Linked DNA regions of Homo sapiens: region 2 is linked to region 1. Evidence: chromatin loops called from intact Hi-C (ENCODE). Cell type or tissue: right lobe of liver. All regions are shown on one strand.

What was found. Hi-C counts contacts between places; a loop is a spot of excess contacts. Peaks named below come from ENCODE experiments on the same cell type or tissue, not always from the same donor. Only the 100,000 strongest peaks of a DNase experiment are listed, where the experiment ranks them.
Region 2: it touches region 1 in a loop (2.8-fold over the local background); 11 of 110 quality-filtered maps call a loop at or near these places.

What each region holds. Positions count from the first base shown.
Region 1 is chr1:16,140,438-16,148,437 of GRCh38, forward strand. It overlaps EPHA2 (EPH receptor A2), which reads right to left. Exons shown (of 17, transcript NM_004431.5): 3 at 7,941-8,000. Among named protein-coding and RNA genes, the nearest start is that of EPHA2-AS1, 11 kb to the right of the region's middle. RefSeq lists enhancers at 934-1,901, 1,235-1,284, 3,413-3,940, 3,941-4,469, 6,055-6,583. In right lobe of liver, no CTCF peak of the experiment used is centred here; DNase peaks (open chromatin) are centred at 3,334, 4,904, 5,434, 6,014 and 2 weaker places; H3K4me3 peaks cover 2,357 bases; H3K27ac peaks cover 7,918 bases.
Region 2 is chr1:16,063,712-16,071,711 of GRCh38, forward strand. The region is part of intron 1 of FAM131C (family with sequence similarity 131 member C); the gene reads right to left. Among named protein-coding and RNA genes, the nearest start is that of FAM131C, 5.9 kb to the right of the region's middle. In right lobe of liver, no CTCF peak of the experiment used is centred here; DNase peaks (open chromatin) are centred at 3,560 and 4,850; H3K27ac peaks cover 1,574 bases.

The DNA.
Region 1 (8,000 bases):
CTCATTTAGTCCTCGCAATAGACCTGCTATATACAGGCACTATTAGCGCTGGTTCCACTTTGGAGGTGAGGAGAGACAAAAAAGCTTGTCCAAGGTCACCAAGCTCCCAAGAAGGAAACCAGAACTCAAACTTAGGATGCCTGATTTTCAGCCTCTCTCCTCTCCCACTCCTTTTTCATTATTTATTTATTTTGTTTTTGAGATGGAGTCTCGCTCTGTTGCCCAGGCTGGAGTGAAGTGGTGGGATCTCAGCTCACTGCAACCTCCGCCTCCTGGGTTCAAGCAATTCTCCTGCCTCAGCCTCCTGAGTAGCTGGAACTACAGGCACCGGCCATCAAGCCTGGCTAACTTTTGTATTTTTAGTAGAGATGCAGCCTGGTCTCGAACTCCTGGCCTCAAGTGATCCACCCGTCTCGGCCTCCCAAAGTGCTGGGATTACAGGCGTGAGCCACCGCGTCCGGCCTATTTTATTTTTTAGAGACGGGGTGTGTCTTTGTTGCCCAGGCTGGTCTCTTGACCTCCTGGCCTCAAGTGATCCTCCCACCTCGACTTCCCACAATGCTGGGATTACAGGCGTGAGCCACCTCACCGGGCCTCCTTTCCCACTTCTGTTCTTAGGAACACTTCAATTTGGAGCAAAGATAAATCAACATTCTGAAACAAGCCTGAAGAGAGAGGAGATAAGGCCTGACCCACTTCAAAAGCCAGAAACTCCTGACGAATTTCAGAGCAGCTGTGGGTCTATGTGTTGTGGAGGAGGGGAGGGTATTCCCCACCACAGATCTTCTCAAACTGGGCACTTTTGTGTCTGTGAGCAGAAAAGTGTAGACTCCAGCCCAGGGGGGTTGGTTGGGGTGGCTGAAGTGGTCTCCTTCAAGCCCCGAATGTCTTCAAGTCTCCTATTGTATTTGGAAACCCATGAGTATATTGCATCCCTCCCCATAACATATCTGCATGATACAAAAATAGCTCTCTCCTCCACCAGATCTGTGAGTAAAACTGAGACTCCAGAAAGCTGGGCCATGTTTATCCTGGGGTCAGTTCCCCCAAATGCCCTGACTTGTCTGTGGAGGAGACTTCACCTGGCTCAGTGCTGGTTCAGGTGGTCCAGGGCCAGCTGACTTGGGAAGCTCGGGGGCGTTCCCAGCCCAGGCTCTCAGGCCAGGCAGGGGCCATAAACCCCCACAGCCCAGGCTCGGACCCACTGGAGGCTTTAGCCACCTGCAAACCCTCACAATGCCCCGACTCCCCACCGTGTGGCTGCTTCTATGCCAAGAGGAGGAAGTGGGGGAAGAGATGGGCTCTTTGGCCCCAGCGCCCGGGGGTGGCCTGCCTGCCTGCTGCCGCCAGGAAAGAGGGAATTTGGAGAGATTTCCGCTGCGGATGTGCCAGATAATACAGCAGAGAGGCAGCGTCAACAGGGCATGTGCCTGCCTGACGAGATGTGCTTCCCCTCCTCCAACCACAAAGCTACCAGGGGCTGTCTCCAGGGCCCCGCCAGAGTTTCCAAGTGCTCAGGGGTCCCAGAGTTCATGAGTAGGACACCAGCAAGCCCCTGTGTTCTTCCTGACTTTATCTAGTTGGATTTCCTGGCATTCTAGGCGGGCAAGTGGGGACAGGGGTCACACACACTCAAACACACCCACATACACCAGATACCTACTGTTCCTTAGCCAACCAGCAAACTCCTATGCATCCTTTAATACCCAGCTTAAGCTCCTCTACACAGCCCTCCCAGACTGCCCAATTCCTGGCCCCCCGGCCCCCATTAGGGCATCTATTAATCTTATGTTTACCAAATAGAAATGGGCACTTCATACGTGTCTGGCACAATGCTGGGTGCTAGGATGCGATGGTGAGACAGATAAACACTGTTTCAGCTCCAGGGGAATTCAAAACTTGGCTTTTATGCTCCATTTGAAATTATTCCTGCATGTATCAGGAGCTTCCGTGAGACCAGCAGCTCCTGAGGAGCAGGAATGGAGACCAATTTATCTGTGTCCCATGGCCCAGCGGTGCTCAGTTAATGTTTGCTGAATGGATGGACAGACAGATGGATGGATGGATAGATGGGTGAGTTGGTGGGTGGATGGGTAGATGAGTGTGTGGATGGATGGGTGGGTGGATGAATGGATGGATGGGTGGAGGGGGGTATGAGTGGGTGGATGAATGGACAGATGAATGGACAAATGGATGGGTGGGTTGGTGGGTGGACAGGTGGATGAGTGGATGGATGGATGAGGGATGGATGGGTGGGTGGGTGGAGTGGTGGTTGGATGGATGGATGTATGGATGGGTGGGGAGGATGGACAGATGAATGGACAAGTGGATGGGTGGGTTGGTGGGTGGACAGGTGGATGAGTGGATGGATGGATGCGGGATGGATAGGTGGATGGCTGGGTGGAGGGGTGGATAGATGGATGGATGGGGCGGAGGATGGACAGATGAATGGACAAGTGGATGGGTGGGTTGGTGGGTGGACGGATGGATGAGTAGATGGATGGATGAGGGATGGATAGGCAGGAGGGTGGGTGGGTGGAGGGATGAATGGATGGATGGATGGATGGATGGATGGATGGGTGGATAGGTGGGTGGTTGGGTGGAGGGGTGGGCAGATGGATGGGTGGAGGGGGGTATGAGTGGATGGATGGATGGATAGATGAATGGACAAGTGGATGGGTGGTTTGGTGGGTTGGCGGGTAGACGAGTGAATGGATGGATGATGGATGGATGGATGGATGGATGGATGGATGAATGGATGGATGGATGTAGGGGTGGATGGGTGGAGGGGTGGATGGATGGATGAGTGGATGGGTGGACAGGTGGATGGAAGAGTGAGTGGGAGAGAGAATGGGTGGCAAACCTACCATGTGCATGTGAAATATGCACTCCAGGGCCAGAGAAATGAGCAGTGTTTCAGCGCCCAGAGAGACACTGTGGAGAAGGTCCACCAGGATGCCTACCTGCCTTACACAAGAGCCTAACTTTGGCACACCTGTGGCACACCTGTGGAGAGCTGTTCTGGCCCCGGTTGTCTGGCAGGCCTGGGCTACTCCGAGCAGGGGAACTGGGGCACAGTGGCTGCACCTCCGGCTATACCCTGGTTTTTCCAGTTCCTGATGCCCGCCCCTCAGGTGGCAGCATGAGGTGACTCAGGGACAGACGCCCTTATCGTGACGCAAGTCCAGCCCCCAGTGGAGCCCCTCCTCCCAAGGCACAGCCACCTCCCAGGCTGGCAATGGCAAGGTTGTGAGGTCAAGAGGTCATGGTGGCAATTCACCTAGGGCCAGTCACCGCCCAAGCCAGGCCCAGCAGGTGACCGCAGGAACCACCTTGGCCCAGGGATGTGGAGCTTGGACTTTGTCTCTGGGCCCTGACAGACGGCAAATGGCGACCTATGGGTTACTGACCCAGCAAATGAGGGAGCTGACAACCTCAGGCCCTGGTGGCTTCTTGCTCCCAGCAGGCCCTGTCGTCTCTGCAGAAGGGGGGCTGCCCCCAGGGCCTGACGGCTGCCAGCACCCTGTCCCTTTCACACACACCCTAGGGAGCTATCTGCAGGCACATTCCTCCACCATTGATAAGCACCACTCCCCACCTCAGCCCCCGCCTACCGCTCCTGTCCTGCCTCCAGCCTTTCATCTTCTGTTTGCTTTCCCTCGCCTCCTTCCTTCCGTTCTGGGGACCCACTTACCTCCAGGAGGGAGAGAGGGAGGGAGGGAGAAGCCGGTGCCCGCCCAGCGGAGATGCCAGCGCCTAGCTTTGCCCCCAGTGTGAGCTGAGGGTGGGGCAGACAGGGCACAGAGGTGAGAGCCACCATGGGGGGCTGGGGGTGCTGCCACCGTGGTCCCACCTCTGTAGGCCAGAAGAAACATCACAGAAATAAGGCCTGGTGGGACTTCCCAGCAGGGGACAAAGCCTGCGAGCCACAGCCAGCAGCTCCCAGAGTCTTCCACCTGGGGGACCAACTGTGATCTGATGAAACAGGAATCCTGCCAGCAGCCCCTGCCATGGCCCGAGACCACCCTGTCTAAAGACCACCTTAACCACAGACATACCCTGGCCAGGGGACTCCTCCCTGTCAGCTATGGACTTTAGGCCACTGGGGCTGTAAGCAGTGGGACCCCTCCTCACCACACTTGTGTCACACAGTCAACAGCTTCCCCGGTGTTCAGACTGAGCCCCAGTGGGAAACCACAGGAGGGAAGCTCGGATCACCAGGTTGACAGCGTCCTTCAGGGCCACAGGTCCAGCCCACTCATTTTACAGATGGGGGTGGGACCCCAAGGGGACCTGCTAAGGTCATACAGCCTGTGGGTGGAAGGACACACACCAGGGGCAACTGCCTTCCTGTGCCAGGCCCCCGTTCTTTTGGTCACTGTTCACTGCTTCCTCTCCGGACCTCAGTTTCCTCATCTGTAAAATGGGGATCAAGTCCTCATCCTCTCTGGGTTGTGTGTGAAGATGGAAGAAAGCCCTGCTTATGAGATGTCCAGCATGGTGCCTGGAATGCGGTGTCCCTATGAACTAGGGGATCATGAAACTACAGTAGGGAGGGGACCTCCCCAAGGGGCTGGGCCCCTTGAGGGAGCAGGAGCCTCTCAGGAGGGAATCTCCAACTCCCCACAACCCCAGCTCTGGCCTCCCAGCTGTTCAGCTGAGCCACTGGCCAAGGCTGCTGGCCACCTGCTCACCTGACCAGCGGTCCCCAGGGCTGAGGCGCCAGCAGGGGCCCCGCCAGCTGCTGAGGCCAGCACAGGAAGCGGAGACATGGAGACAAAGCAGCCCCCGGGGGACAGCGGTCAGCCCGAGCGACTCCACTGTCCCCGCAGGCAGGGCCGGGGGCAGGGCGGGGGAACCAAGGGAAGCTGGCTCATTCCTGACATAGTTCATGGGAGCGCTCCGGGCAGCGTGCCCACCTGCCGCACACAGCACCTGGGAGGTGCCTCCCTTCCTCTGCCCACTTAACTCTTTCCTGAGCTCTGGGCTTCCTGGGGAAAGAACCCTGAGGAGAAACGGACAAACTGGGAATAACCTAGACAAGGTGCCAGGTGACCTCAGGGTGCCCCGCCTCGCTCTGGGTCTGGTTTGTCACCAGCAGGAGCCCCAGTGAAAGAATCTGGGTCTCCAGGCCTGGGGAGGGTCCGGCAGGGAGGGCAGACCCTGTGCCTCCCTCTGGTTCTCCCTCAATGTACCCAGCAGTGCCCTCTCCAGGACCCCTGCCTCCAACAGAGCCCCCAAGCCCCTGCAACAGACCCTGCCATCCCCAGGGCTGGCCAGAGAGCCTACCCCAGGGCCAGGAGCTGAGTCAGGGATTCCAAAGGAACTGGTCACTTCCCGCCCCATTTCCTGACCCATCCTGCAGCCTGGGCGCCGCTGCACCGCCTGGATTCAGATCCTGATGCAGCCACATCCTAGCTGTGTGACTTCAGGCAAGCCTCTTTAGCTCTCTGAACCTCAGTTTCCTGGTCTATCAAATGGGATTGATCACAGTCCCTGCCACGCAGAAAGGCGGTGTGGATTCCGCTCGCATGTCTGATAAAGCGCTTGCTTGGCTCAGCGCCTGCCCCTCGGACGACACCCGTCTACGGTAGCGACTGTCATCACTTCCAGCAGCAGCATGGCCAGGGGCTGCTGAGAGAAGTCTAGAGGTATAAAGAGGAGCCAGCCGGGCGTTCCTGGCATCTCGCGCACCGGCACCCAGCCACACTGAAAGGAATTTTGGTGGGAGGATCCCGAGGAGGAACAATCCGGCAGTAGGTGACTAGCGATTGACAGGGTTCCACGAACTAAGTCGGAAATTTCGCTCTTGGAAACTTGTCCTCCTGCTGGGCTGATCTTCCCAACAGGGGGCTGCTCGGCTCTCTGCAAACAAAATCTGCCAGAACCCTGACCCCCCACCTCTAGAGGAGGGAAGGCTGCCCCGCTTCCTGGAGAGACACCCCCACCCCAACCGTCCACTTATCTCTGCGGGGCCTGCCTCACCAGCCTGTGGAAAGTTTTCAGCTGCCCCTCACCCCCACCCCCGCATTCTTGTGCGAGGATGTCATGTGGGAGGAGCCTGCTCGCCCCACTGGGCTGCCTCGTCCCGGCCCCCTCAACCGCACTCATTGTCTGAAACTGAGAGTATGCATTCGAGGTCACCTAAAGCAGGGGCCGCCTGGGGAAGGGGGGCTCGCTCAGCAGAGGGGAGCTGGGAAGACAAGGGGGCGATGGCATGGGCCGGAGCAGAGCCTACACCACAGGCTTATGGCCAGAAAGCTCGTAGGGAACTTCTCATCGGGGGGTTTACAGACCGTGTTAAGTAAGGTTCTGAGGACTTGCTTTAGGAGGCAAGTAGGGCCCATCACAAAGGGCTTCAGTGTCCTCCAACCCTTCAACCCCCTCCAGGGGCTGCAGGATCCATGGCTAGAAAACAAGCATAAAGTCTGCTGGTGCTGTTGAACTTTCTCATTTTACTCAAAGGAAACCCAAGACCAGAGATGAGGGGGGAGTTAGCCAAGGTGTGTGCAACGCAGCCACTAAACCTCCAATTCCTTAACGTCCCGCTTATCTCAGCAAAGAAGCTGCCAGAGAGAGGGAATGAGCCAGCCCTCCAAAGGTTGGCCTGCATTCCACAAATGCTCTGCCTCATGGCCATTTCCAGAAAAAGTCACCCATTGAAAATCCACATTGCTGTGGAGATTTCCGCTGTCACAGGCCCTGGCCACACCACGCCACGGCTTCCTCCATGTGAACTCACTAATGCCCAAGCCTCATTCCCCAAGGAGAGTCTGAATGAATTGGCCCTTTTCTGGGCCCAGTGTGTCATCTATAGAGGCCCCAGTGGAAAATCAATAGAGGTCCCAATGGGAAATTTGTGGCCCTGGGGACATTCAGACAAGAAAGGCAGACCCTTGGCCCCCCTCCAACCTCTCCCTCAACAGAAGCATTTCCCAAAAGCTCCGCGGGTGATCCTGATATGCAGCCAGGGGATGTGCACCCCGGGTCCAACTCAGTCACTTCTATGTACGAAAGAGGAGTTTGAGGCCCAGGGAGTTTAAGTATCTTGCCTAAGGCCACATAGTGAGCTGATAACAGACATGGAACTTGCTCCTGGTACTCCACCGTGGGACCACAGTGCCGCTGTACCAGAGCTACTCAGTATACATTCGTGGGATGAATCAAAAATAACAGCCACATTTAAAAGTACTCATGTGGCAGGCACTGACCTAAGCACTTTACTATTAAGTCATTTGATTATCACAGCCACCCTACGAGATAGACGCTATGATCCTCTCCATTTTACAGATGAGGAAACCCAGGCACAGAGAGGTCAAGGAAATGGCCTAAAGCCACACAGCTAAAAATGTAGACCTGGGATTTGAACACAGGCATTCTTGTTTCAGAGTCATCAATCATAAACTCCACATTCTGCTGTTTCTCAATTCATTCATTCTTTTTTTTTTTTTCAGACAAGCATCTCCTCTGTCACCCCAGGCTGGAGTACAGTGGTGCGATCTCAGCTTACTGCATCCTCCACCTCCCGGGTTCAAGCAATTGATTCTCGTGCTTCAGCCTCCCAAGTAGCTGGGATTACAGGTGCATGCCACCACACCCAGCTAATTTTTGTGTTTTTGGTAGAGACGGCGTTTCATTATGTTGCCCAGGCTGGTCTCAAACTCCTGGGCTCAAGTGATCCACCCACCTCAGCCTCCCAAAGTGCTGGGATTACAGGCATGAGCCACCGTGCCCAGCCACAATTCATTCATTCTTAATGAATGAGTTAGTCCAGCCTTAATAAGGAAACTGATGTCTGGGAAGGATCTATAATTTCCACTAACAGAACTAATGTGTGTCAAAGCAGGGATGAGCTTACCAAGATTCCATGATTCCAAAGCTAAAGACCAGAACCTGGGAATGCAGAACCCCCTTCCCTGCAACCCAGAACCGTCACTCACCCTGGCAGGCATCCTCCACCTTCTCGTAGCCTGCCTGGCACAGGCACTGCCCAATGGGCA
Region 2 (8,000 bases), 77 kb before region 1:
CCGTAAGGTGAGTATGGCCTTGTTTTTATCCAACAACATCGTAGAGAAAGCAGACTCAAGTCCACAGCAGGGAAGGGGTCCAGCCAGATGCCCTCCTGCCTGTGCCCCTCAGCGGGAATTACTGGCCTCATCTTCTTTTTACTCCCTTTTCTCAGTTTCTAGCACCCACACTCCAGCATGATTTTGGCCTCGTGGAGATCTTTAATCCATTTACCCTCATATTTCCAGACTAGATCCTCCCGTCCTCTTTTGCTCCTGGCCCGGCTGACACCCTGGCATGGCCTCTGAGCTCTCTCTCACAGACGCCCTTACCTCTCACCCCGGTTTGGGTCTGACCCTCCTGCCCTGTGCCTGGATCTGAGGAGCTGAATGTTGCTGGAGAAAGTGACCGCTGCATGCGAGATTGTAGCCCCAGCCTCCCGTGGGACGCTGCCCGGATCCTTCTCTGTTTCTGCATTTCCTGCTGTCTTTGTTTCCTGCCAGGTTGACAGCTTCACCCCATCCTTCCTTCTCAGACATGAAACACACCCCCTCCCCTACCCCACACACTGCTGGGGGCTTCTGCCCCTCCCTCACTGGGTCCAGGATCCTTGGAAAGGTGTCACCTGGATCTTTCCACCCAAATCACCAGAGCCTGCCTGCACCTTTGCCCACATCATCGCCTTTCCCTCCTGCAACAAAGGAAGAGCTGTTCCTGCTGCACCCAAGACCTTCTGGCCCATCCACCCAGGGCTGGGTCCTGCCCCTGCCCTCCCCCCAGAGGCTCTGCTCTCCCTCCTGCGGTGTCACTGTGCCCTCTCCACTCTGTCCACTTTGAAGCATTCAGCCGGGATCTCATATGCTGCGATGTGTCTTGGGCTCTGGACCTTCTCCTGCATTCTCACTCCTCTGTCCCCTTTACCACTGGGTGGGGCCGTCAGCATCCTGGCAACCCAAGCATCTCCTGTCTTCTCAGAAGCTTGTGACCACTGTTTCCTTCCAGCGACTTGGCCGTTCCTCTGCTCCCTTCTCGCTGGACGTGCAGAGAGCTGTGTCCCACATCTACTTCCTCGTCCTCCACTTCTCCTCCACCCATTCCAAGCAGGCTTTCATGAGGCAGCCCTTGCCAAGCTGCCAGGAAAATCCGTGGGGCCAACTCCAATGGGGGCTGCTCCAGCCTCTTCTTGGAGCTGGAGCTGTGCAGCCTTCCTGCCCTCTTGAGCCTCGCTCTTATCCTGGCCTCTGGCCTCTCTGGCTGCTGTCCTGGGTCCCCTCTTTGGCTCCTCCCTGGCTCACCCCTGCCCGTTGGCTGGCACACTTCTGTCCTGGCCCTTCTCCACCCTCTCTCCCCAGGAGGTCTCACCTTCCTGTTTCCGCTGCCCGCTGCCCATGTGCACACCTCCAGCCCTGACTCCTCACTTGAGCTCCCAACTGAGTTTCCAGCTCTCCACATGGATGCCCAAGGGGCACCCCAAGCACACCTGGGCAAAAGAGGATTCCCAATTCCAGGTCCACCTTCCCCCCATCCCCCACTGCACCAACTACAACCCTGGGAGTTTCTCAGGGTCCTGCCTTCCCCCACTCTCCCCGGGGCCACGCAGTCAACCGGCAAATCCTGTTAGCCCTCTCTTAGGTCTATTCCAGGTCTCCCGGCTCCCTTCTCCCAGGGCTCCCCTGCTGCAGGCATCCTCCCTCCCTGGAAGACAATGGTCCCTGCGCTCACTCTCTGCCCGCCAGCGGAGGGACTTAATGCTCTAGGCCAGATTGTGTCACTGGGGTTAGGGGACCATGTGGGTGCTGCCCCCAATTCCCCTGGATTCCTTTCTCCTGTTTTTGCCCTGGCGCCCTGCATGGCTTCTAAGAGGCACCACCTGTGGCTCTTTCTACAGGGGCTGCCCTAGGTAAATTTCTGTTGGCCCCACCCAGAGTGGCCCCAAGCCAATGACTACCAGGTGCAGAACCCCAGCTCTTTTGTCTGGGATCCGAAAATTCCCCTTCACTTACCCTCCGGAGTACCCTGCAGGACCAGGCTGAGGCCAGGCCTGAGACCACCCCACTGCCTGGCTGGCCTCCTCCATCCTCCTCTCGCTCCATTCCCTACTGGCTTCCTCTGGAAGGTTCACCTCATATCAGTTGTACCCAAATCCTCATTTCAGGGGCAGCTGGCAGGGGGAAGGTAAGCATTCAGTTGGAGGTGAGATTAAGGTTTTCTTTTCTTTTTTTTTTGGAGACAGAATCTCGCTCTGTCACCCAGGCTGGAGTACAGTGGCGTGATCTCGACTCACTCTAACCTCCGCCTCCCAGATTCAAGCGATTCTCCTGCCTCAGCCTCCTGAGTAGCTGGGATTATGGGCACCTGCTCATTTTTATATTTCCAGTAGAGACAGGGTTTCACCATGTTGGCCAGGCTGGTCTCAAACACCTGACCTCAGGCGATCCGCCTGCCTCGGCCTTCCAAAGTGCTGGGATTACAGGCATGAGCCACCACGCCCAGCCTGAGATTCAAGTTTTCATCCCAACTGGATTAGACTTAGTTTGCAGAAGAGACCGTAGGTTTCTGGGATCCACCCAAAGGTAAGCAGGTGGGCTAGTCAAGGAGGCTGGAGGCAGAGACTGGAGCCAAGGAAAGATCTTATTGACCACCCCACCCATGACCCAGGCAGGCCTAAGGAGGTGAGAGCACCTGGGGCAGCACGGGATCCTGTGGACTGAGCCGTGCGCCTGCACACCATAGCACTCAGCTCATCTTGTTCTTTTTCCTGAGTCCCTGCTGTGTGACCCTGAGCTAGTCCTGCCCCTCTCTGGGCTCCAAGGCCTCCATTTCCACAAAGGCCATGTTGTCCAGGCCCTTCAAAGGCAATGTTCAAACTGGGGGTGCATATTTCAGTGGGTCATGCAGCCGTTTATTAATTAGGTCTTATTTTAATGAAATAGAATGGAATAGAATGGAAAATATCAGAGCCCACTGCAAGTCAGGTTAAGTATTACTTTATGAAGCTTCTGTTTATGCAAACACAAGTCTGTGCAGATGTGTGTGCACAACACACACAGAGTAAAAATTTTCTCTGTGTGTATTCTGGGTCATGATGCAAAATATATTATTCCTATGGGTCCAGTCAAAAAAGTTTGCAAGTTGCCAATCCTGAGGTTCTGGAAATTCTGCATGTCCTGTACAAGCCAGGGCCCGCCAAGGTGCAGACAGGTGGCTCTGGCCATAGGCTGACCCTAGGAACTTGAGAGGTGTTAGGGTATTTCTAGGACCCCTGGCCATCCCCTGAAGCTTTTTTACAACTCTCCAGCCACAGACCAGGGAGCGAGGTTGATGGGGAGGGGAGCCGGGCACAGAGGAGGCTGGTGGTGATGCCAAAGCCTGGCAGAGGCATGACTTGAACAAGGTCATTTGTTGAGACGGTGGTGGGCTTGGAGGACTCCTGGCTCCCACCCCCTCCCCAGCCCGCCTGGCTCCCCACCTCAGTTGGGGTTCAGGTGCCTCCACCAAAGCTGCCTGCTCCCCCTGAGGACTTTGGCCCCATGATGTCACAGGCTGGTTGCCATGGGGACGTCAGGTAATGAACCAGCCCAGGGTGAAATCACAGGCTGTTCTTCGCCCAGCTGGGACTGGTGGTCACGTCACCACTGGCAACTGGAAAAACACAGAGTGTCATGTGGGGTGGGGGCTGGGAGGCAGCCCGAAGGGACCGCTAGCACCTGCTCCTGTGGCTCCCTCTCCCAGAAGGACACCCCCTTTCTTTCAGTCCACACCCTAGTCTCCTGACCTCAAGGTCAGAATTCCCTTCTCAGACCTGCTCCCTCCCCCACCTCCTCTGTCCACAAGAGTGACAGGCTTCTGGCTGCCATGGCAACCTGGAGAGGGCCATCTTGATTCTTCAAGGAGAGGGTGTCAACCAGATGTCTCCTCCATCCCTCTGTCTTCAACCAGAGCTTCTCCTCTGCATCTTGAGGGTGCTTCCTGCCTTCCTATGCCAGCTCCTCTTCAATCTGCTTTAGAGTCTAACCTCCCAGACAGTTCCTCCTGATGTCTAGCCTAAACCCCTCTTGTTGCAGTTCCCATACTGGTTGGTCTTCTCTACTTGATCCTTGGGTGAGTCTGCAGCACAACCCCTCAGGCTCCTCTCGTCTGCTTCAGGGCCTTCCAACTCCTTTAAGCTGTTCTCTGGGGCTCCGTGTCCCAACCCATTAGTCACCATGGTTGCCATCTACCCCAAGAGTGCCTCCCAGGGCTCTGCACCCCAGAGGGCAGAGAGGGACCGTGTTTGACTCTGCAGCAGCCCAGGGAGGGTAAATATCCTCTCAAAACCACACAGAAACTGAGCAGCAGCCTGGGGTCAAAGCGTCCCCTCATGCTCCTCCCCGGCCAGCCTCGGGCTTCTCTGCTCAGCTTCTCAGGGCACCTGCAGCCGATGCGGCCCCTCTAGCCAACCATTGCCCGGGTGTGTACTGCCCAGCTGTGATGTGCCGGGCTCTGCCCTTGGCTCTGAAGAGAACGTAAGCGGCCAAGGCATTCCTCTTACGGTCCCTGAGCTGGGTTTAAGTCCCCGCTTCTCACTTTCCGCTGCAGGGGGTGGGCATGGGACTTAGCCCCTGTGAGCCTTGGATTCTCATCTGTGAAATAATACCAGCCCAGAAAGGGCTGCAGCAAGGAGGAAGCACCTGCCACAGCAAGCAGTCCGTAAGCAGCAGCCGCTCCACCCCTCTCCCCTCAGTGTCTCTCTCTGGACAATGGGACACATCTTGGTCAGCCACTCCTCTGGTCCTGTCCCCAGGGCTGGAGCTGGCTCTGGAGGCTCCGCAGAGGGAAGCCCTTGAGGGTGAGTCCTTGGCCGCTCTGCCTGTTGAGTCACTGCCAGGGGAGCAGGCCACAGAGCTTGGCAGAGGCCAGGCCTCGAGTGGACTGAGTGTCCCCTCCTCCCCAGGACATTTGTTTACAGGTCACCTGAGCCGTGACAATAGCTCATCTGTGGGTTGGCTCAGCTCAGAGCTATCCAAGGGGGTCCCTTTCTCTCCCCGTGCAAGGATGGAGAGAGAAAATGGGCTCCTCCCCAGGACTTCCACACACCCCAGCTCCTCCCCACTTCCTTCCCCAGGCTCCCTCCCATCCTGTGACCTGGCCTCTGGGAACATCTTGCTCCAGCCTCACCTCCCACAAGCAACCTGCCCAGATTGGCCTCTGCTGGATTAGGTACCTCACCTGTGGTCCTAATGGCCAAAGTCTGGCCTGCAGTGATTTGCCGCCACTGTTTACTGAGCAGGTGTGACAGTACTGTGTCAGGTACTGTCTGTCCTAGGCCTGTTCACCCATGATCTCTCATTTAACCCACACAACAATCCTGCAAAGTACATGTTATGCCCATTTTACAGATAGGGAAACGGAGGCTCAGAGAGGATAAATCACTTATGCAAGGTCACCTGCTAATAAGCAGCAGAGATGAGGGTCACACTTCGGCCCTTGTGAAACTCCAAAGCTTGTGCCCCAACCACTAAACAGTGCTGATCTCCAGACAGGGTCCTCGGGGCATCCTTCCAAGGGTTCATGCATACTGCCTCCCCCATTAGGCTACTCCACGGGCAAAGCTGTACCTCTCTCATCAGACTGTGAGCTCCCGAAGGGCAAGGTCCCACCTACCCTTTCCTCAGTGCCTGGTGTAGGACTGCTCAGGACTTGGAAACTATGGGTGGCTCTGGTCGGCCCCCTTAGAGCTTGTGCCTTCACCCAGACATGATCAGATGTCTGAGTTTCCAGAAGAAAATTCTCGGTCTCTAATTTCTACTCTCACCCCCGACCCCACCGGCCCCCAGTGCATTGGATACCCCCAAGGTGGGGCCAGGAGGCTGATCAGTTGGCCTGGAGGAGAGGGCTGGGGCATGAGTGAGGAGGCAGAGTGGTTATGGCACCAAGGGCATGGAGCGGGTACTGAGCCCCTGGAACTGGAGAGAAGGGGGGCAAATATTCCTCTCTGTTCCATACAGACTGCCATTGGTTGCAGAGCCCCCAACAAATAGGGACCATTCAAGTGTTCCAAGAGGTTGTTTTTCTAAGCACTGGCCATATACTTAGCACCTCTTTTTGTTTTTGAGACAGGGTCTTTGTTGCCCAGGCTAGAGTGCGGTGGAGTAATCACAGCTCACTGCAGCTTCGACCTCCTGGGTTCAAGCCATCCTCCTGCCTCAGCCTCCCAAATAGCTGGGACTACCAGCACACACCACCACAGCTAGGTAATTTTTAAAAAGTTTTTTGTAGAGATGGGGTCTCACTATGTTGCACAGGCTGGTCTTGAACTCGTGGGCTCAAGCGATCCTCCCGCCTCAGCCTCCCAGTATTTAGATTATAAGCGTGAGCCATAGCACCTCTCTCTCTATAGGGACGTAAGAAAGCAAAGGACGGGGTTTCCACACTCAGGCTCTGGGGTCACATTGACCTGGATTCAAGTCCTGCCTCTCCATGCCCTGGCCATGTGACCTGAGGGAAGACCCTCCCGTTCTCTGAGCCCCACATCCCTTGTCACAGGGTTGAATGAGAACTAACTAGGTCAGGAGAGCAAAGGCTCAGCCTAGCTCAGGATAAGCGCTCAACAAACGGTAGCTTAAAAATAGATAATGAATGCAAAATAGCTCCTGGAAACAGCATTTGTTGCCTTAATCTGGTCCCAATCACTTTCTCAATGTCCTCAGCACCTCGAGTGCCTGCCACCCGCTGCCTTTCCCATGAGGCAGGATGTGGCTTAAAACCTCTGTAGGTTTCCCCTTCCAGCCATGAAGGCCCACATTAGCTGTCTGCACAGACAGGTAATAAAAATTAAAGGCCGGGTGCAGTGGCTCACACCTGTAATCCCAGCACTTTGGGAGGCCGAGGTGGGAGGGTGGCTTGAGGCCAGGAGTTCGAGATAAGCCTGGGCAACATAGTGAGAGCCTGTCTCTATTATAATATATACAATATTAAAATTAAAAGTAAAAATGAGAGCAATAGCTAATATGTACGAGTGCTTACTATGTGTTGGGTACTGGTCTGAATGCCTTACATGAATTAAGCCATTTAGTCCGCCCAGCAACCCTATGACATCAATACTATTATAATTCCCATTTTAGAGATGGGAACACTGAGATACACACACAAGGTCAAGTCACTTGCTGAGGTCACAGAGCTAGTAAATGGTGGAGCCCTGCTTCGTATTCTGCACTCCTAGCCTCTCTACCAACTAGGCAGACGCTAACTGCTGCCGATGCTGGGATGGGGTGATTTTCCCAGGTGTGGCCTGACCTAGGTTTTGGGGTTTGGCTGGGTGGCCCCAGCTGGGTGCAAGCTCTGGGCTCAGTATGGGCATCAGCCTGAGGCCTGCAATCCTTGGCCTTGGCCAAGGGTGGACGCACTCCCTCCACCCTTCCTTCTGTAGCAGTGCCTACCTGGCCTAGGAGGCACTGAGCGCTCAGAGGCTATGATTAGCAATCGATTGCTGGTGCAGGGGCCAGGTGGGGGGCTCAGGAGCCCACAGCAGCCTGCAGCTCCAGGAGAGTAGACAGGTGCAGGCACCAGGGCCGAGGGCTGGCTGTGAGTGCAGAGACTGAGGCCCTAGGCTGTGGAGTCAGCATGCCATGGTTTAAATCTTGGCTTATACTATCCTAGCTGTGTGGCCCTGGACAAGTCACTCCACTGCCCTCTGCCTCAGTTTTCCCACTTGTAAGATAGGGACTGTGTTCATATATAACCCAAACTAGCTTTATCTGCCTAAAACTTTCAGACTAGTATGCACTCGGAGAGCATCAGTGATAAGGAGAGGGCAGGGTGGGTCAGTGATGCAGCCACCCAGAGTCTCTGGGACCCTGGCTGTCCCCTGCCCACATGGCTCCCCATATTCCTTTCACCTCAACCCAACTTTCCTGGATGCATGTTGAGACTGCCAGGGGCCCCGTCCTCTCAGGAGGGGGACAAGGCTGGACTATACAATTAGATCTGGGGGGCGCTGAGGAAGCCCAGGCTGCAGAAGGAAGGGTGGAGAGAGCGTATC